Regions from separate parts of the Mus musculus genome. Here region 2 is linked to region 1. Evidence: chromatin loops called from intact Hi-C (ENCODE). Cell type or tissue: heart. All regions are shown on one strand. Links, peaks and the distances in the headings refer to the core of each region. The heading gives the core; the rest is flanking DNA. Region 1 overlaps Scd3 (stearoyl-coenzyme A desaturase 3). Region 2 holds the start of Bloc1s2 (biogenesis of lysosomal organelles complex-1, subunit 2).

Evidence for each region. A loop is a pair of places that touch in the nucleus more often than their neighbours do. Peaks named below come from ENCODE experiments on the same cell type or tissue, not always from the same donor. Only the 100,000 strongest peaks of a DNase experiment are listed, where the experiment ranks them.
Region 2: it touches region 1 in a loop (2.4-fold over the local background); 2 of 42 quality-filtered maps call a loop at or near these places.

The regions. Positions count from the first base shown.
Region 1 is chr19:44,239,981-44,252,282 of GRCm38, reverse strand. Scd3 (stearoyl-coenzyme A desaturase 3) reads right to left here. Exons shown (of 6, transcript NM_024450.2): 6 at 8,267-10,623. The coding sequence ends at 10,424. It also overlaps a transcript of Pkd2l1 not described here. Among named protein-coding and RNA genes, the nearest start is that of Gm35183, 26 kb to the left of the region's middle. In heart, for the core only: a CTCF peak has its summit at 6,349 (motif pointing left); DNase peaks (open chromatin) are centred at 3,982 and 4,722; H3K4me3 peaks cover 2,997 bases; H3K27ac peaks cover 2,915 bases; H3K27me3 peaks cover 380 bases.
Region 2 is chr19:44,143,996-44,151,995 of GRCm38, reverse strand. Bloc1s2 (biogenesis of lysosomal organelles complex-1, subunit 2) reads left to right here and starts at 5,550. Exons shown (of 5, transcript NM_028607.1): 1 at 5,550-5,637; 2 at 5,939-6,055. The coding sequence starts at 5,580. It overlaps Pkd2l1 (polycystic kidney disease 2-like 1), which reads left to right. Exons shown (of 15, transcript NM_181422.3): 12 at 1,467-1,584; 13 at 2,349-2,467; 14 at 2,720-2,843; 15 at 3,448-4,359. The coding sequence ends at 3,489. In heart, for the core only: a CTCF peak has its summit at 3,445 (motif pointing right); a DNase peak (open chromatin) is centred at 5,545; H3K4me3 peaks cover 1,448 bases; H3K27ac peaks cover 1,098 bases; H3K27me3 peaks cover 2,221 bases.

The sequences.
Region 1 (12,302 bases), core at 2,225-10,224:
CATGGGGGGTGGGGTGGGGGTGGGGGTGAGGAAGGGAGGGAGGGGTATAGGAAGCAGAGGAAGGGGCTGTGTTCACCGAATGCCTGTGCTTTTGTGGTTAGATGAGGCCTTGTGTTATCTGACCCGCCTCTCAGAATCCCACTATCCTAGCCCCCTGAGCACTGGGATTTCAGGTAAACACCACTGTTTTTGATAGTTTCTAGACCTGTCACAAGCACGGAGGTGTTGGGTTTACATCTGTTCTCTGCGCTATGCAGTCCAGAGGCAGGATGATCTCGAGTTAGCAGCCAGGATGTCCTATCAGCCAGCGTCTGAGCAATCTGAGCTACAGGGTCAGACATGGTTGCAATGATACCCCCTCCTACCCCCTACCCCCTCCTACCCCTTCTTCCTCCCCTCCTACCCCCACCTACCTCCTCCTATCCCTCCTACCTCCTCCTACCCCCTCCTACCCCTTCTTTCTCCCCTCCTACCCCCACCTACCTCCTCCTATCCCTCTTACCCACTCCTACCTCCTCCTATCCCTTTCTACCCCCTTCTACCCTTTCTTCCTCCCCTCCTACCTCACCTACCTCCTCCTATCCCTCCTACCCCTTCTTCCTCCCCTCCTCCCCTTCCTACCCCTTCTTCCTCCCCTCCTACCCCACCTACCTTCTCCTATCCCTCCTACCTCCTCTTACCCCCTCCTACCCCATCCTACCTCCTCCTACCTTCTACCTTGTCCTGCTCCATCCTACCCCCCTCCTACCCACTCCTCAAAACAAGACACAAGAACAACAATAAAACCCAACTTGGAAGATGGGTAGCCTTCCTTTCCAGAAACAAGTTTTTAAAAATGTTAACAATGGGGCTGGCGAGATGGCTCAGTGGTTAAGAGCACTGACTGCTCTTCCAAAGGTCCCGAGTTCAAATCCCAGCAACCACATGGTGGCTCACAATCATCCATAACGAACTCTGATGCCCTCTTCTGGAGTGTCTGAAGACAGCTACAGTGTACTTACATATAATAAATCTTAAAAAAAATGTTAACAATGAAGTAATTAGGTAAATGCAAATAAGAAAGCGCACGCGCACACACACACACCATGGCTAAAGAGACAGCTGTGGGTGCTGGAAACACAACTCCTATAGTTTTGGTTGTGAGTTTAGCCTTTAATGGCTGATCATCTCTTCAGCACAAGAAAAAAATTATATATTTTTATCCTTTCCAATTTTTTAAACAAAAACTCTCTAAGTTGTATTATTTTAAACATGAGTTGGCTATGGAGAGTAAAATTATGCCTCAGAGCATTCCTCATTGGATAGTGCCTCCCTCATCTTTGCTTTCTTCTTATGGGTCCCAAATATGTCCCAGCGCGTCCATTTAAATACTGTCCCAGTCAGTCACTAAGGACTGATGGGGTCCTGAAGCCCTGTAAGCTGGAGGTGGGAGGTCACTCCTGCCTGACATGTGGGCCATACACACTATTTATCCATGCTCAACCAGAGACATTCTAATTATACTACAAGACAAAAAGTTCCAATTTTGTGCTGTGGAGAGCTGGTCTCAAAACTACCAGCACAAAACTCCACCCCACAATGGCGTGCTCACCTCTGGTCCATTTTCTTTGCCATGTCCTACCTTTTTTACTTCACAAGATATTGCTGTATAGTTCATTTCAGAATCAAATATTGATCTGCCCTGTCAAACTCAAATATTCCCATGACCATTGGTTTATCTGACTTTCGGTGGCTTGGCTCATAGGGAGCTCGACTAAGCAGCATGCCAAATCTTTGCAGAAGTTTGAGATCACTTCAGCCACTAGTACATTAGTGGGTCGCATGATGTTAAAGCCTACACCCTAGCTGGGTGTGGTGGCGCACGCCTTTAATCCCAGCACTTGGGAGGCAGAGGCAGGCGGATTTCTGAGTTCGAGGTGGGTGTCCTGGTCTACAGAGTGAGTTCCAGGACAGCCAAGGCTATACAGAGAAACCCTGTCTCGAAAAAACAAAAAAACAAATAAGTAAGTGAGTAAATAAATAAATAAGCCTACACCCACTGACAGGAGTCATTGCTTAGAAACCTCCTATTTCCTTTCACAAGAATGCTGGCTCTCAGATGCCCAGAACTTACCAGAGCTGAGGCCACGGAGTAGAATTCGGGACTTCCAGGACCGAAGCTGGATTTCTGCTTCAGAGTGTGGAGCTGTGAAACAGGTCAAGTGCTGTCCCCCGAACCCTGTCCTGTGTCTTACATTTCTATATAGTGGCTCTCCAGGCTCAGCCTTACCATGTGGGCTGTTGCTCAGAGCTATGGATTTAAAGGTGCTAGATGGCTGAGTCTTTCATTTCCTCATACACCTTCATCTTCTGCCAAAGGGGGCGAGGTGTGCAGAGGTAGCTGGCCTAGGTAGCTCCAGGCAGAGAGAGTGGAAGAAGGGGGAGAGGGGGAGACAAAAAAGCCATCTGCCAAGTCAGAGCCTTGTGCTGCTGAGAGCATCCCAGGTGATCCTAATATAACACGGGCCTAAATCCTGTCCACATCTTTTTCCCCGTGAGAAAATGGTACGTGGAGATGAAGAGATGGCTCAATGATTAAGAGCATTCCCTGCTCTTCCAGAGGTCTTAGGTTCGAGTCCCAGTACCTGCATGGTGGTTCACAATTGTTTGTAACTCCAGTCCAGGGCACTTTATACCTTCATTTGGCCTCTGAGGGCACCAGGCACTCAAGTGTGTGTGTGCGCGCACATCAATTCTGCTTTCCTCAGTCACTGGTCAAAGACTATTCGATGTTACTTTATCCAACCATTGTCCCTGGCTCAGCTCTGTCTGCTGTCCCCTATGCCATCTCTTCCCTCCCTGCCCCCCCCCCTCCTCGTGTCTTCTCCTCCACTGGCCACTGGGCCTCTCCTGTGGACGTGGGGACACTTAAGACTTCATTCTGGAAAACAGTATCTAGTTCAGCAATTCGGGTGAATTCTAGCTGGGGAGACCCTGGCACATGGGCAATGGGGAAATTAAAGCAGGAGAGACTGAGAAAGCCATGGAGGCAGTGACCACTCACAACTGCATCCTGCCTACCTATTCTCCCCGGAACTCGAGGGGGGAATGAGTTTTGAACCAAGGGCTCAGCTGTCGCCCTCATCCGTAGGGGAAAGTCCCCAGCTCGGGGAAAATGATGGCACTGACCTTCCCACCCACTCTGAATGCTATCCACCCTGAAGCATTATACACACACACACACACACACACACACACCATACACACTCTGACGTAGGTGCATGCACACCCCATACTTAGTCAATGGGTAGGCTCTGTCGGGTAAGAACTCCGCTGGGAATCAGTAGGCATTTGGCTTCATTTGTGTCTATGCCTTCAGAACATACCGGGACTTTTGAGAGAGGCGTGAAGCCCTGGGTAAAATTTTGAAGTGGTTTTGTTTTGTTTGAGTAAAAGAGGCAGGGAGCAGACAGGTGCTTGTACCCAGCCGCAGGCTGAAGGAGTTGGCTATGGAATAAGGAGAGGAGATATTGAAAGATCCCTGTGAGATTCATTTTGTGGAGGCCCCGCCCTCTGAGGCGGCTACTCCGTACTTCTGTTTTAAATAAAAGTCAAGTGTCCAGTGGAGCTATCAAATAACTTGGTCATAGCCACACTAGCCAGTTTGTGGTAGAAGTAGTTCAGAGCAGACACGTAAGGCTGACACTCAGCTCTTGAGGCCCAACCCTATTGCCCTATATGTCCCATGACAGGGCTGGCCGCACGTAGCCCACTGCTCAGCATTTCTGTCCCAAGGACAGAGAAAAAAAAAACTGTATACTTAAGTGGCTCTACCTAGCCTCATCTAGGATGGCAACTTCAAGGTGTGGGCTGCACGGGCGGCGCCTTCTGATTGGATCGGGCTCCTGCAGAGCCGCAGCGCGGTCGCTGATTGGCTGCGCGGGGTCAGGCGCTGTGGGCCGAGTGAACGGGAGTGACCCTGTGGGCGGGTGCTGACCGAGAGTAACCCCGGCAGGGACGCCACGCCTTTCCCTTTGTCTCCTCCGACTCTAGGCTCCCGCCCGCCAGGCTTGCCTAAGCAGAGACAGGGCGTGGGAGCGGAGGCGGGGCTGAGTGCAACGAGCGAGCATCGGAATAGCAGAGAGACTGAAGCCTTTGCGCACAGCTGCTTCCTTCTGCCTCAGGTCCCAGCTTTGTAAGTGGGGTTCTGTGTGAGGCCGAGTGGAAGTCTCTAGGAAAAAAAAAGTTTATAGATCCTCGAGCAGATGTGGCGAATGTGCCTTAGTGACTCTGGAGTGATCTCTTGTAAACATCCTTAAACGAGAAAAGGCTAGGCGGCTTCTCCCAGCCTGTACCTCGGTGGGTAAGGAGTCTAGAGACCGGTCCTGGGACAGTTTTGACAATGCAAAGAGGCAACGTCAAGAGTGCGCTTAAACACTGATGGTGGGGGTGGAAAGTGGTTCAGCCGCTGTGGGAAAAAAGTTGGCGTCCCCATGAAAGGTTGAAGAATTTATCGCAAGATCACTCCGATGCGCTCCTGCTACACACCCAAATCAGTAATGGTGCGACAATGCACCTAGCAGTGTCGCCAGTTGCACAGGGCCATAAAATTACCACCTCACTTTCCTCATTATGATTAATTTTAATTGTCAGGATTGAGAACCACCAGGGAGATACACCTTTTTGAGTGTGTCAGAATGGGCCAACTGAGAAGGGCGAGAGCCACCCTGAATGTGGGTGGCATCTTGACACAGGCCGGGATCTGGACTAGATTAAGAAAAGGCAAGAGGAGGTCGCAGGCTGCTGAACGCTGGCGCTTCCAGACTTCAGATACGCTATCACCTCATGCTCCTGCTGACAGAGCTGGAGCGCCTCCCTGCCATAGCTTTCTATGCGAGCCAAAAGGAAAGCTTCCTTCATTGTCTGGTCAGGTGTTTTATTAATAGTCGGGAGGAGGGGAGAAACGGATATACCTGTTTCTCCAAGGAATTAGGAAATAGACATTGGAAAAAGAAAATGGATCTATTTACAGTTTGGCCAAAAGTACGGGGATCTCCACTCCTTCCCAGGAGTGGCTGTACATCTTAAAATCTGTAGAATGGGCAGAGGCAAACATATGCAAATGCAACTGTGAACCGGGTTAACTGGAGGAAGGAGACTGTTCCCCGGGATAAAAAGACAGGCTGTCCTGGTCCTGTGAAGGTTCTATGCCCCAGTATAGGGGAATGCCAGGGCCAGGAAGAGCAGGAGTGGGTGGGTTGTGGGAAAGGGGGGAGGGGAGAGGGGATTTTCGGAGGGGAAACTAGAGAAGGGGATAATATTTGAAATGTAAATAAAGAAAATATCTAATAAAAAAAAGATTGAGGAAAAAAAAAAAAAAAAGACAGGCTGTGCTCGCTGGAGAGCTGGCTCAGTGGATAAAGTCCTTGGGGCTTGAGGGCCTGGTTCCAAATCTCCAGAACCCAAGAAAGGCCAGTTATGCTCTTATCACGGGCTCTTATCATGGGCTCTTATCACGGGCTCTTATCATGGGATAGGAGGGAGAGGCAGATGAATGTCAGGGCAGCTAGCTAATGTGGCAACTCTGAGGAAGCGGATAAAGAGCATTGTTCACACACAATGGGGTGCTAATAAGAAAAAAAATAAATAAAAGAATTTCAGTGCTGATTGGTGCTCCGCTGTCAACAGCTGTACAAAACACGCTTCAAGAGGAGAGCCAGATGTGGCACTCACAGATTGTATGATTCTGTCCCTGTGAAGTGCGCAGTAAGTCCAGAGAAAAAGGAGCGTGCTGTTGCCAACGGTGGGGAGCGGGCTTGGAAGGTGAGTGAGGAGAGGGGCCAGTGGTCAGGTGGTGTAGTGTCTCTTTGGAGAGAGGGCATGTTTTGAAAGTAGGTGTGTCAGCTCTACAACACTGTGAGTGTACTAATACCATAGCGCTGTTCACTCCCCCCCCCTTTTTTTTTATCGGTTTTACTTTAGAAGAAAAGTAAGTGATTTACAGTTACCGTAGCTTATACCAGTGTCTTCATGGGAATGGGGAGAGAAACTCAGCAGGATAGAATTGCTAGGATCCCAGTAGGGCGGTTTCTGACCTGCATATCATCAGGGCACTGACCGAACCCTCGGGGGAATCAAGACCAGCAGATTGTTGGAAAACTCAAGCACACCAGGAGTGTGTGGGGCTGTGATTCTGATCTGTATCATTGTCCACATCAAAATGGCTAATTTTGGTTTGTGAAAGTCCACATCATTTAAAATGGCTATATCAAGAGTAAAAGGAGGCGGTGTGTGTGTGTTCTAGGTCATCTAGAATTCTCTAAGAGTTCATAAGACCTACGAGCATTCTTGCGCCCTCTGCTGGCATTTTAAAAGAAACCACTTTCCTTTTTCTGACCAGAAATATTACTGATTCCTATGAGGAATGACCCAGAATTAGAACCTCGTTGGGTTGATGAGCAGGTCCTCACGTGGGCCCAGACCTACCAGGAGTCAGCACAGCCCTCCTACTCCTTTATAGCTCAGATAGAGAAGCCTAGGGAGGGGAATGAGGTGGAACAACCTGACTGTCTGTCCCAAGAAGAACGTTCTTTTTGTCTCCAGCAACTCCAAGGCACACTCTCCATTTCTCGGACCTTGTGATCATTATCGGAGTCCCTTGCTCCAAATTCACTGAGCAAAATAAGTCTTTGCCTGCATCATAGGAAGTTAATATAGTCACAAAAATTGGACTCACACTCACTGTGACATTTACCATGTTTTGTAGTAAAGACAGAACCAAAGCACACTCGAGACCTGTTCACTTCATTGCACACCGACCATTTCGCCACAGGGAGACTTCCCAGCAGCCCTTGAGCTGAGAATGTAATAGGGTAGACCATTAAAACTCAGCTGTGGTTTAATGTTTAAGATAATCTAATAAATCCAAGCACTGGGGAAATACAGGCAGTGGATCTCTGCAAGTTCAAGGCCAGCCTTGGATACATAGTGAGACCCTGTCTCAAACAATCAACCAAACAAAAGATTCTGTAGTAAGTACTTTTGCACTGATGTGACCAAGTAACTGTCAGAAATAGCTCAAGGAGGAAGGATTAATCTGGGCTTACAGTTTCAGAGATGGAGGGTCACGGCAGGGAAGGCATGGTAGAACAGAGCCCGTCACATCATGGGAACACAGAAGAGAATGATTCTGGGATCTGGTTTGCCTTTCTCAAGAACCTTCAGCACAACTAATAAACAGAATTATCTGTAGAGATGTTGTGTTGTCCAGAAGACATTTCAAACAACAATGTTGAAAAACCACCAATATGCCTCCCTAAGGCTGGAATGTGTGTAACCTTGTGGCTTGGAACTCCAGTCTCATCCCTAAACCAAAACAGCCTCTTAAAACCACCTTACCGTTTCATTTACAAAAGAAGATTCTCTTAAGAGAAGGAAAATAAACCAGCTCACGGGATTTCAATTTTTAAACCACGTTAAAAAATGTAGGCCTTACCTGGTCTTCAAACTCTGCTGTAAATTATGTCCTTTGAGGAATATAACGTAAAAAGCCACTGGTGCGTCTATATAGGTAGCTATTGCCGAGACACTCATGGCAGACTTTCTGAGTCTTCCCATGGTCTCTGATATCCTCTCTTGTTCCACTCTTGTTCTTTCTCGGTCCCTTTTCTCTCCCCCCTCTCTTCCTTTGGAAGAGCAGCAGTGTTCTTAACCATGGAGCTGTCTCTCCAGCCCCCTTCTAATTTCATGTCTTTTAATTTCATTTTTATTTTTTATATAGTCAACAAATTTCATTAGAATTGCTTACGTGATCATGAGATCTCTCTCTCATACACACACAGAGAGAGAGAGAGAGAGAGAGAAAGAAGAGATTGATCATATATCCCCAGGGAAGGGGACATGAGTCCCTCTCCTAGGCATGTCCAGTGGTGACAGACACAATCCTGGATAGATCTTTTGCAGGTAATCAGAGCTGCTGTAACTTCAAGAGTGCAACGGTGAAAGGCCTGGAAGTCAGTGATCTCGTCCACCCTAGCCTTTCCCTCAGGCTCTAATGTTGTTCTATCTTCTTCCCCGAGAACCCCGGCTTTGGGAAACTTGATGTGGGTGTCGCATACAGGGCCGCGCCTGTCACAGTCACACAGTTTCAGTGTCAGAGGAACTGTGAGGCTCCGAATTTACTGCTGGCCATTGTAAAAGAGCCAACAACCAAAGCCGCATGTAGTGTCACTTTTAACAAAATCTCAAATGTTCGATTTTACCAATAAAGACTCTGGAGCCAGATGCTGGGGTGAAAGTCTGCTAGCTCAGAGAGGCAGAGAAAGCACCCAGCTGACCTTCCTCCATAGCCAACATCCCAAAAGAGCAAGTTCTCTTCCACACCCTCTCAAAACCCCCTCAAACTGAATGTCCCTCCCTTCTACTTCTAATGCGTCTCTCCATCCGTCCTCCTGGCTCCCTCTCCCTCTCTCTTTTTTTTTTCTCCTATGTTCAGTCCCTGTCAACTGGTTGCTTGCTCTGCCTCTTGACCTATGGTTGACTTTATTTAAAGCTGTTTACAGAAAGCTTTTTGGATTAAAGATGAGTGCTAGGGCCGAGCCACACCACGATTAGAAGCAGTCCCCCCCCCCCCCCCAGTAAATTACACAATCTCAGGGTTCACGGTGTGATCAAATATCTTGCAACACTAATCTATGGGCAAAACTAGTTGTTCAGAAAGCAATTCGATGGATATATTACATATAGGAAACAACAGTAATAGCTTCCCCAGTAAAGCCTTGGAACTCCACAGCTGTAGCGTTTTTAAAAATTAGTAGCAATGTGTGTGTGTGTGTGTGTGTGTGTGTGTGTGGTGTATATGGGGTACATATACACAAGGGGTACACATGTGCAGGCCACAGGACAACTTTTGGGAGTGAGTTCTTTTACCTTGTTTTTGAGGCAGGGTCTCTCTTGCCCGGCTACTCCTAGGTGGCTAGCCAGGAAGCATCTAGGAGGTTCTCCTTCCTGTGCCCCCATCACTCCGAGGTCTATTGGAATTACAGTGGGTCTCGCATTGACTCATGAGTCAGTGGGTTACCCTCCTACCAGACTTGCTTCTCTCATGCTGGTGGGCACATTGCCGGACCACTTGCTTGTTGAATACAGCGTCCACAGCTGAGGAAGATGAAAACTAATTGATGAAAACTAACCAACCCGTGTTGCATCTTTCAGCTGTTTCGTTAAACCAGTCGTATGCAACGGAGATTCACTGACCTAAGATAGTCATAAACCTCACACTTAATAGGAAGGAACTGGGCAATAGGCATCAGGACGCTATGCAGGAATCCCTGACTCCTATTAACCCAAGGAACAAACTGGACTAAGAAAGGAACCCAGCTTTGAAACTGTTTCAGAAGGACATCAAGGAAATCTTCAACCCAAACAGCTGTTTCTGAGAAAGTTATCTCTCACAATCTGCCTACCAATGCTATCTATCCCCCAGCCTCTCCATCTCTGCCTTGAAGTGGGAAGAGTTTCATTACCAAGCTCTGAGGCTCAAGACAGAAAGGAAGGCTGCCGTGTGGCGTGTGCTGTGTGCCGGGCTCCATGTCTGCTTGGGAAGCAGCTGGGTCTGATCACAGAAAGAACATTTTTATTTTTTTAAAGATTTATTTTATGTATATGCGTACACAGCGGCCACACCAGAAGAGTTCATCAGATCCCATTACAGATGGTTATGAGCCACCATGTGGTTGCTGGGAATTGAACTCCGGACCTCTGGAAGAGCAGTCGGTGCTCTTAACCACTGAGCCATCTCTCCAGCCCCAGAAAGAACATTTTTAGAACTCATTCCTTACAACACCATCTCTGCTTCAGGGTCCTCCCTGGCATGGTAGCGCTCCTCCATGATGTCTTAATGCAACACCAGCTCAGTGCCAAGGAAAGTTTAGGGTTTTTGGTTGTTTTTTTGGTGGTGGGTGTGTATGTAGTGTGTGTGTGTGTGTGTGTGTGTGTGTGTGTGTGTGTTGTCTTTCCTGTGGCCTGATGGGAATTAACAGAGAACATCCAGGAAGAGCTGGTTGGATTTGGCTTGAGACACCTACCCTGAAGCTCAAGAGAGATCAAGGAAAGAGTGCTCTTGGTGGGGTTCTTTAATTTAAAACATTTGCCGCGTTTTCAAAGGTCTATTCCAACCTGTTGCTCACCTGCAGCTCTCCTGAAAAGACAGTAAAGTAATAAGAAGGGTTAAGCAATAAGAAGGTCCCTCGGATACAAGACTAAGAACAGGAGAATTTCTGCTTAGCATCATAAAAGAAAGTTTTGGTCTTTTAATATTTGAATATTTTACAAGAATATTGTCTTGAAGTAGGACACTATACAACATGGGTGCTTCTTTTCGGTATTTGAAAAAACATTATTAAACCCCTATCCAGCTGGCTTTTGGAATAGACTGACTCCAAATTCAGCCACTCTTGTGACTCCCGTCTCCAGTTCTCTTAATCCTGGCTAAGACAGTGGCCTTGGACACTCTCTTCCGGTCGTAAGCCAGGCCCAGTGCAGCCATGCAGTCGATGAAGAACGTGGTGAAGTTGATGTGCCAGCGGTACTCACTGGCAGAGTAGTCGTAGGGGAAGGCATGGTGGTAGTTGTGGAAGCCCTCGCCTGCAACAGAAGCAAGGAGAGCAGTCAGGGGCCTAGCCAAGGTGGGACTTCATCCAGCCATTAGGGCTCATAGTGGCTTCTGTTGCTGCTGCTTCTCAGAGCTTTGATGCAGGAGGGTGGTGCAGGGGAGTGTCCATCAAATAGGACCCCTATAATAAAGATTTCTTGTTTCATCAGCTATTGATTTTTTTCTGAAATTTATGATTTTTTTTGAGTTACAGTTACTTGTAAACAAACCTGAACATTTAATTCAATATTTTACACAAACATATTGCAAGATATAAAAACTGTTGGAGTCAGCCTGGCAGCTCAGGTTGGATACAAAGAGCTCACATAACAGTGCAAGTCTGAAAAATTGTTCTCTGATCACCACACAGGCACTGTAGCATGTACCATTCTCCTCATATCAGCCACACAGCTGCGTAGCCATGCAGATACACACACTGGGGTGGCTATTCTTATTTTTATGTATGTATGTATGTATGTATGTATGTAGTGTGTGTGGAGGTGAACGGTCTCATGACAACTTTTCTCTGTGTAGCTCTGGTTGTCCTGGAACTCGATCTGTAGACCAGGCTGGCCTTGATTCGTCTGTCTGCCTCCCTGTGCTGAGATTAAAGACATGTACCACCAAGCCCCATTTGTGATGGCTATTCTTGGTTGTCAAATTGAGAATATCTGGAATTAAGTGAAAGTCTGAAATGACTGAACACACCAGCAAGGGAATTTTTGCCTAAGTAAATCATTTGACAATGGAAGAACCACTACTGGTCCAGATCTTTGAGGTGGGAAGACACACCCCTCTCTAGCGTGGGCCACACCTTTGCTGGAAGTCTAGAGAAGACATAGAAGAAGGAAACTCCTCACTCTGCCTGCGAGTCCTCACCCTCCCTAGCAAGTTTCTCTCGTCACTGGCTTACTTCAGGATTCCAGCTAGCAGGAACAGCAGATGAGACCTCCAGCCTCTAGACTAATCAACTATTGGGTTCTTGGCCTTTCTGTTCATAGGCAGTCATTGTCAGAGTAGCTGAACCACAGCTTCTAAGTCATTCTAACATATATTATATATTATGTACATATAACATATATTTATTCATTTTCTAAGTTCTTTTATTCTAGAGAACCCTGACTAATAAACACACACACACATTCATACACACATTCACACACACAGTCACACAACACACACACATAAATATTCCTTGTGTAATGCGATACTCAAAACATTTTTCTGAAATTTCTAATTTATTTAGATGAAAATGTGCTATATTTGTAACACTGAATATTTAGATCAATATATTGCAAGAAATATAAACTGTCACTTCAAGAAGAATAAAAATTGCTGGACATTAGTGGTGCATGCCTTTAATCCCAGCACTTGGGAGGCAGAGGCAGTCAAATTTGAAGCCAGCCTGGTTTACAGAGTGAGTTCCAGGACAGCCAGGGAGAAACAGAGAAACCCTGTCTCGCACCTCCCCTCTTGAGTTATAACAAGACAGGCAAACTCTGAAGTCTGGATTTATAACATTTTTAAGTGGCACTGCCTGTAATCCCAGCTCCATGGAGGCTGAACCAGGAGGACAAGAAAGTTCAAGTCTCGCCAGGACAAATTAGAAAGACTGTATTTCTAAGGTAAAGATAAAAGAGCTAGACAAGGGCTGGTGATATGGCTCAGTGGT
Region 2 (8,000 bases), core at 1-8,000, 98 kb after region 1:
CTAAAAGTTTGTGATCCTCAAATTTGCTGGTCAGCCTTGGTCTATGGACCTGCGTTCTTGACTTAGGAATTATGACCTTGTTTTACAGATCTCTGATCATAGTCTATACAAATTCTGGGCTTTGTTCAACGACTCTTACAAACAATATAATAATCCTATTATTATATATCCTCCAACCCAAAATATTGGGTAAATATATTATGAGGACCATCTGTGGACCAGGCATGAGTAGGGAGTGACATAATTAATAATCTTTTGTCCTAGGAGCCCAAAGGTATGTATGCAAATAAGCCAAGACAAAGACTAAGTTCAAGAACAGAAGTGAGTTGAAGAGAGGGAGGCATGGACCAAGGAGAGTTATCAGCCCTTTGTAAGAGTATAGGAAGGCTTCCAGGAAGAGCTGTTGACTGGAAAGGGGCTTAGAGAATGACTAGCTTACATGTGGACAAGAGAGGAAGGCCAGTGTAATAGTTGAGCATTGTTTTTGTTTGTTTGTTTTTTGAGACAGGGTTTCTCTGTGTAGCCTTGGCTGTCCTGGCACTCACTCTGTAGACCAGCTGGCCTCGAACTCAGAAATCCACCTGCCTCTGCCTCTCAAGTGCTGGGATTAAAGGCGTACACCACCACGCCCGGCATAGTTGAGCATTGTTAAGCTATCAAGTGAATGGTGAGGTATAGGAGGGATTGAGGGTCGAGGTCCATGCTAGGAAAGGCCTTGAACATCACCACTGGATCCAAGGAATAGGATGCTTAGTTGGGCTTTAAAGCAGGGAATCTTTTTTTTTTAAAGATTTATTATTTATTATATGTAAGTATACTGTAGTTGTCTTCAGACACTCCAGAAGAGGGAGTCAGATCTCGTAACGGATGGTTGTGAGCCACCATGTGGTTGCTGGGATTTGAACTCTGGACCTTTGAAAGAGCAGTCGGGTGCTCTTACCTGCTGAGCCATCTCACCAGCCCAAAGCAGGGAATCTTAGATGTGTACTTTTATTAGTTTTGAGCCGGGTCTCACTTTAGTACCGAGGTTCACCTTGAACTTGATTTGATTCTTCCTCTACCCTCAGCTCCTCAAATACCTAAGAATCATAGACATCTTCCACCCTTCTCAGGTCTCATTAATTCAAAATATTGATTATTCTCTTTATGGAGGATGAATTTCAGGAGCAGGGAGTGAAAAGGAAACCTGGAGCTGTGGTGGTGGCATCTGGTTATTCAGGGGCAAAGAAATGGAATAATCTCTGTATAAGATCCTGAAGTTCTAACATAGCCAGTAAGAGTCAGAACTTGAAGGAGAAACGAAAGAACTTGTTGCAGGTAGAATCAGAAGACCCCAAAGATCCTGGCTTTTCTATATGGTCTTCTTTTTTTAGAGAGCAATACTCAGAGATCAAGACAAGAGTCTGGTGAAGGGGCTGGGAGTGGTTTGAGTGGTTACAGTTGCTTCAACCCCTTGTTCTTCTTAGACTGGGGCACGAGGAGCACGAGATCACCGCTGCCTTCACCAGGTTTGATCAGGATGGGGACCACATACTGGATGAGGAGGAGCAGGAACAGATGCGGCAGGGACTGGAAGAGGAGAGGGTGAGCAGGACCGTTTGGTGGGCAAGAAGTATATACACATCCCTTACTTGTCCTCCCTCCCCACCACATCTAAGCCAAATCCAAGCTGAATGTCCTCCCACAAATGAGTGAGAAAGAACTCTCTAGAATAATGGTTCTCAAACTGCTACGCATTAAATATCCAGGAGAGCCTTTAGACACCCCCACTCTCTGTCCCCATGTCCTAGATCAATCACATCAGAATGCCCTGCGTGGTAGGGCTAATTATAACATTAGAACGTTCTAAAATTTCCTAGATGATTCCAGCATACAGCCAACGTTCAGAACCATTGCTTTTGCAAGATTGTAATCCTTGATGAGGGCTGGTGAGATGGCTCAGTGGTTAAGAGCACCGACTGCTCTTCCGAAGGTCCTGAGTTCAAATCCCAGCAACCACATGGTGGCTCGCAACCATCTGTAACAAGATCTGACGCCCTCTTCTGGAGTGTCTTAAGACAGCTACAGTGTACTCACATATAATAAAATAAATAAGTCTTTAAAAAATAATCCTTGATGATCCTCCATGAGAAATTGTTTTCTTGGAATTTCGAAATTGACTACTGTGCCTGCTCCATCCTTATTAAGTGGAGGTCAGAAAATTCAAGGGCAGTATCACTAGACATAGGGAGGACGAACAGAGACCAGAAGGCTAAGACTGGGATTGTAATTCACAGTAGAGGCTGGATCAAAAGAAGGTGACTGTCCAGACTCAGCATCTTCCCGCTAACATCCGATTTCCTGAGCAGGTGACCCTCAATGCTGAGATTGAGAACCTAGGCCGGTCTGTTGGACACAGCCCCCCAGGCGAATTGGGCGCGGAGGCTGCCAGAGGACAAAGCTGGGTTTCTGGAGAAGAATTCGACATGTATGTGGAGGCCAGGGCCTAGGGATGGCTGGCTGTGGCATCTTTTGAGACTCTCTCCACAATTCCCAATTCCCTTTGCTGGTCCAGTGGGAGTTTCTGGTCCCCTGCGACCCTCCCTCCTCCCTGTAAGCTTGAGCCTTGCCTTCCTCCCTCCCATCTAGACAAACACCACAGTACTGTCTCTAATACAATACTCCTGTGCACACCCAGACACCATTTCAGCTTCCTTGGTCTCTCTCAAATCCTACTCAGGCTCACAAGGAGAGTTCTGCAGCTGCAGTGTGTTCTGGAAGGAGTTGTGTCCCAGATTGATGCTGTAGGCTCAAAGCTGAAGATGCTGGAGAGGAAAGGGGAGCTGGCTCCCTCCCCAGGAATGGTGAGTGCCCTCCAGTTGGGTCCGCTGAGTTCTTTACTGCTGGAATCCATCTTATTTTCTAGACAGTTAGGAGTGAGGGGCATTCTAGAAAGACGAGGGAAGTAATACTCACAGTGGTCACTTCTCTGTGGAGGTGGGTGGAGGACAGGTCCAGAAGTTGCTGTCAGCCTATAGATTACCTTGACCTTTTAGGAGGGTCTTTGAGTTGTTATAACCAACTATGAAACTATGAAAGAATAGACTGCTTATAAACTACCGAAGTATATTTTTCAGTTTGGGAGACTGGGAGGCCCAAGATCAAGTGACTAGCAGATTTAGGATCTAGTGAAAGTCAACTTCTTGCTTCATGGACTATTCAACTTAAGTGTTCTCATGTGGTGGGAGGAAAGAGGGACACTAATTCCCCTTATAAGGACTCCACACTCCCGATCTCACCCCCCCAAAGGCCTCACTTCCTAGTACTGTCACATTGGGGATTTGGATGTCAGCAAAAAACTTTGGGGAGACCCAAACATCAGTCTATAGCAATCTAGGTTCTTTGTTAATAAGTTGCAGAGAAAAATAAACTCTCCTTCAAATGAGCTATTCCTTTTTCTTCCAACAGGGGGAACCAGCTGTTTGGGAGAACCTGTATAATCCGTCCTAGGTGTCACTCCAGCTCCCTGGGAGTTCAGGGTGGACAGGAGGATGGAAAAGGGGTCCTAAAGCAACAGACAGCAAATTCTTCTCTCTATGCCTCCCCCACAAGCCTCATCTCCATCTCCATCCTCATCCTTTCTAGGGCAGCATGTTTCATGATGGCTGCTATGAAGTTCCCCCTGTATCTGGCCTTTTCAGCCGATGTTTTTGTGTGTAGCTGGGCAGCATGCTTAGACTTGTCCCTTGGTGTTTCTTTATGGAGTTGCACAGCTCTGTGAAGTAGCATTTCCTACCAGGCCCCTCTCTTCCTGGGCACTTACTTCTGCCAGAGTTGATTGACATCAACAACAAACAAGAAAAAGGAGCAGATGGGAATGACTCTCCGGAAGACCTCAGACAACCACGATTAGTTAACAGGTAGAAGTCCAAAGAGTGGGCGATGGATGTCTTCCTACGTTCCAGTAACTCTTACCCTTTGTGTGCATCACGATATCTGCCACTGGCAGGCATGGTTGTGTGTAGGAGGCCTTCCCTTTCTTTCCTCATGGGGTTTCCCTGTAAAAGAGAAAAGGAAGCTGTAGTGGAAAGAAGATTTTTGTGTGGTGAGATTCCAACAGAGGAGTTAAGAGTGACCCCCTCCAAAGGTGAAGTCAGTGAATTCTGGAGGAGCCTGCCTTCTGGTTCTTATGTTCCAGCGACTAGCTGGAACTGAGGGGACTTCAAACCTGGAATCAAACAAAACCTGAAGGAATCAAGCCAGAAAGGCTATCAGGATTCATTGATCTTTTGGACTAATATGTGGTGGTCTCTGGCTCTCTTCGTCATAGGACAATGTGAGGTTCCAAGGTGATTAGCAATAAAATTCTTTAGAAAACCACGTCTTTGCATTTCCTTCTGGGGCTATTGAGAGAAGAGAGAAGGATAAGAGTGTAAGACATTGTTGTACACTCTCTGGAATGTACTGGGGGCCATGTCAATCTCAGGGAGGTTGCTTCTCCCAGCAATCTTGAAATAAGAAGCCTTGGTTCATAGGAATGTTTGAAACGGCGGGTACTTTGATTATCCTATAGAAAGGAGTGGAGAGAAGGAGAATCAGTCTAGGGAGAATCAGTCTTCAGAGAGGAGATTAGAGGATAACCAAGACTAAGTTAAACTTAGTCAAAAACTCTACACTTAAGATTTTGGATGCTCAGGAGCCTGCATCCTGAAAACCCTTACACACCTCTTTCCCCCTCTCCAGTGACTCTCATTCCCTCACACTGAGCCTTCTATTCATCCCTGTCACCCCCACCTGTTCTCACCACCCCCCTCCCCCAAGCATTCCGTAAACCCGCTAGACGCGTGCAACAACTAAGTATAATCAAGATAACCTATGTGTCAGTGACGTCGGAAGTTTCCTTCAAGAGAGGTCCTTTCAACTAAACATTAGGGGCTAGCTTGCACTTCAAGAGATGTGAGTCAGAGAGTTGATACTAGTCCAAGGCCTATGGGAAAGGTAAGGGAGATTCCATCAAGAATCAAGGCCAAAGCCGGGCGGTGGTGGCACATGCCTTTAATCCCTGATTTCTGAGTTTGAGGCCAGCCTGGTCTACAAAGTGAGTTCCAAGACAGCCAGGGCTACACAGAAAAATCCTGTCTCGAAAAACCAAAAAAAAAAAAAAAGAAGATTCAAGGCCGAAATCTTGTGGGAGACACCCTGTAAAAGCGAATCCCTGAACAATTCTTTGATGAACAAAACATGTCAGGGTGCTGGTGTCTGGGGAGGAGGCCACCTCTCTCCAATAACTTTAGCTGACATGTTATGATGGGTCCACAACCCAAGACAGGCCGTGGCTGGCACAAGTGACCGTTCTAGAGTGTGGCTGCAGGGACGAACGCATTGCCAACCAGGTACTGTGATCTCAGTAACGGGCTAATTCGCAATAGCCTTAGCTTCAGTTTCAGCTTCATGCTTGGACTTTGATAAAAGGTCCTTATTTGAGGTGTGACTTGGGCAAGCCGATCAAAGCAAGGAAGCTGTGAGCAAGCGGCGGGGCGGGGCACCCGCGGGGCGCACGCGCAGATGCCCTTAGAACCGGAAGCAGCCTTGGGTCGGGCATGGCGGCGGCTGCGGAGGGCGTCCCGGCGACGCGACGGGAGGAGCAGCCACCTCGAGGTACTACCCTGTGTGGATGGAGATGCGGCGGCTGATGGTGGGGAGGCTAGGTCCGGATGCAGGAGCCGGTGGACCTGTCTACCGCAGTCAGGGCACTGAGACGAAAGCCTAGCTCCTGAGCATGGGAACGGAGTTGGCGTTTCAGGTGGGCGGGTGCGAGGAGAAGGGACGGGATGGTGGCAGGAGGAGAACGAAGGCGGCGGGAGCCCAAGTCGGGAGGGACTTAGGAACCGTCCGCTTTGGCTGGATTAGGTCTGGGGATAGGACGTTTACTCCTCACCTCCCACCCACACCTTGCCAGATGATGCTGCGGTGGAGACAGCCGAGGAAGCAAAGGAGCCTGCCGAAGCTGACATCAATGAGCTCTGCCGGGACATGTTCTCCAAAATGGCCACATATTTGACTGGGGAACTGACAGGTGATACGCAACCCCTTCTGGCTGATCCCAGCTGTGTATTTGCATTTGACTTCACGGAAATCTGAATGGTGCTTTAGCAGCCTCTGGTCAGTCCATGGTTGAATGGGAGGAAAGGAGCCGCTCTCCCCCTTGTCTTTCCCCAGGGAAGCACACCAACCACTTTTGAAACACAAATCTGCAGGCCTCTTGTCATAAAGGCCAACAACAAGAATTCCACACTGTTAGTCCAGAAGTGCCCCGCCGGGGGAGAAGTATATTTTAAGCAGAGTTGTGAAGGAAATGGAAGGGGGGGGGTACGTGAAACAGTCCAGTTAGTAAAAGAGCTGGAGTAAGCAAGCATTTGATGAAACCTGAAGGTTAGTCTGAAGATTTGCTGACCCACCCGTGGGACACGGTTAGATTTTAGTTCAGTGTCCCTGCGTCTGCATCTGTGTCTGTGTCTGAGGCAGAGTCAGAAAGCAGAGGCTGGACCTTCTGGGGTGACATAAGAACTTATACTGTTTCACTGCTCTGTGAAAAAATTACTCTCTCTCTCTCTCTCTCTCTCTCTCTGTGTGTGTGTGTGTGTGTGGCTTAGAACGACTTTCGAGAGTTGGTCCTCTTCTTAGACCACGTAGGTCACGAGGACCACGCTCTGATCTTCAGGCTTGGTAGCAAGGGCCCTCTCACAGGCCCCACCCCAGGAAATTTTTCTGTGAGCCCAATTTGTGAACCAGGATCTATGAGGAAAGGTTTAGTAGAGAAGTTGGGGGGTTGTAAGTCGCAGATTTTCTCTGCCTGATCGTTCACTTATTTTTGAGCAAGAGAGACCAAGTAACAAAAATCCAGATATATGGGTTCTCCCCACAAATTCTGAAGTCTATCGTAACTTACTTAGTAGGGCTCTACTTGACCAGGGTTTTGCAGCCTTTTAAGAAGACTGGATAATCTGGTTTGTGTCACCACTGGCTGGTCCTTTAGTGTGATCTTGTGGCCTTTGCTGGTTAGCACTGTTCTTGTTCTCTTGTTTTTTTTTCCATTTGCTGTAGTTTAGAGATGGAGTTGTCTGACCCAGTGCCTCAGAACTAGTAGGGAGTGCTGGGCTGAGAGGGCGCACACTCCTCCGCACACTCCTCCGAAGAGGGAATGATGGTTTCCTTGTGTGTTTATTATATAAACACTTGTGTTACTCCACCCATACACATTCCTCTGCTGGCTTCCAAGTGTGTGGCCCTTGTTTTAGAGAGATTATGACTTGATGGCCTCGAGAACAACTGTGGAAGAGAGAAGAGGAACAGTTGTCCAGAAAGTATCGGGAATCTGAGGCAGAGTGAAGATAAGAAGAATGGAGAGTTTGGGCGTGAGCACAATGCAGATGTAGACTTTATCCGGTACTGAGCAGGCTAAGGTACTTGTTCGTGTGGGTAGGACCAACAACCAAAATAGGGAAGCTGACAAGAGGAACCGTGTTTCTGTGGGAAACGCAGCTCTGGCTCAGCTGTTTGTAGCCGTTACTGGAACACCCAAGTGGTAGTGCAGAACTGAGACTGATCGTTGCAGAGGAGCCACCTGTGAGGTGGCAGGGATGGAGACTACGCAGAAAGATCACTAAGGAAGAGCTTATTGGTGGACCTCTTCTGGACCTAGATTGACTTCTCAGGAAATGGAGCAGTTTGTATGGAATCGCTGGGCACTGAACCCGGGGCTTTGCATAGGCAAAGCGATTGCTTTGTCCAGTGAGCTACATTTGCACCCTTAAGTAGATTTTTTTCTTTCTTTTTTTTTTTTTAGATAATTACTTAAAATTGTAAAGTTTCTAAGTGATTATCAAACAGTTAAGCCAGTATTCTCTCTCCATGGCTGCCGTGCTTACTTGCACACATGCTTTTTGCAGAGGAAAAACTGTCATTTACCATTTACTCACTGGGCCTGCGTGCATTGTGCAGCTCGTGCATAGAGGCTGGAG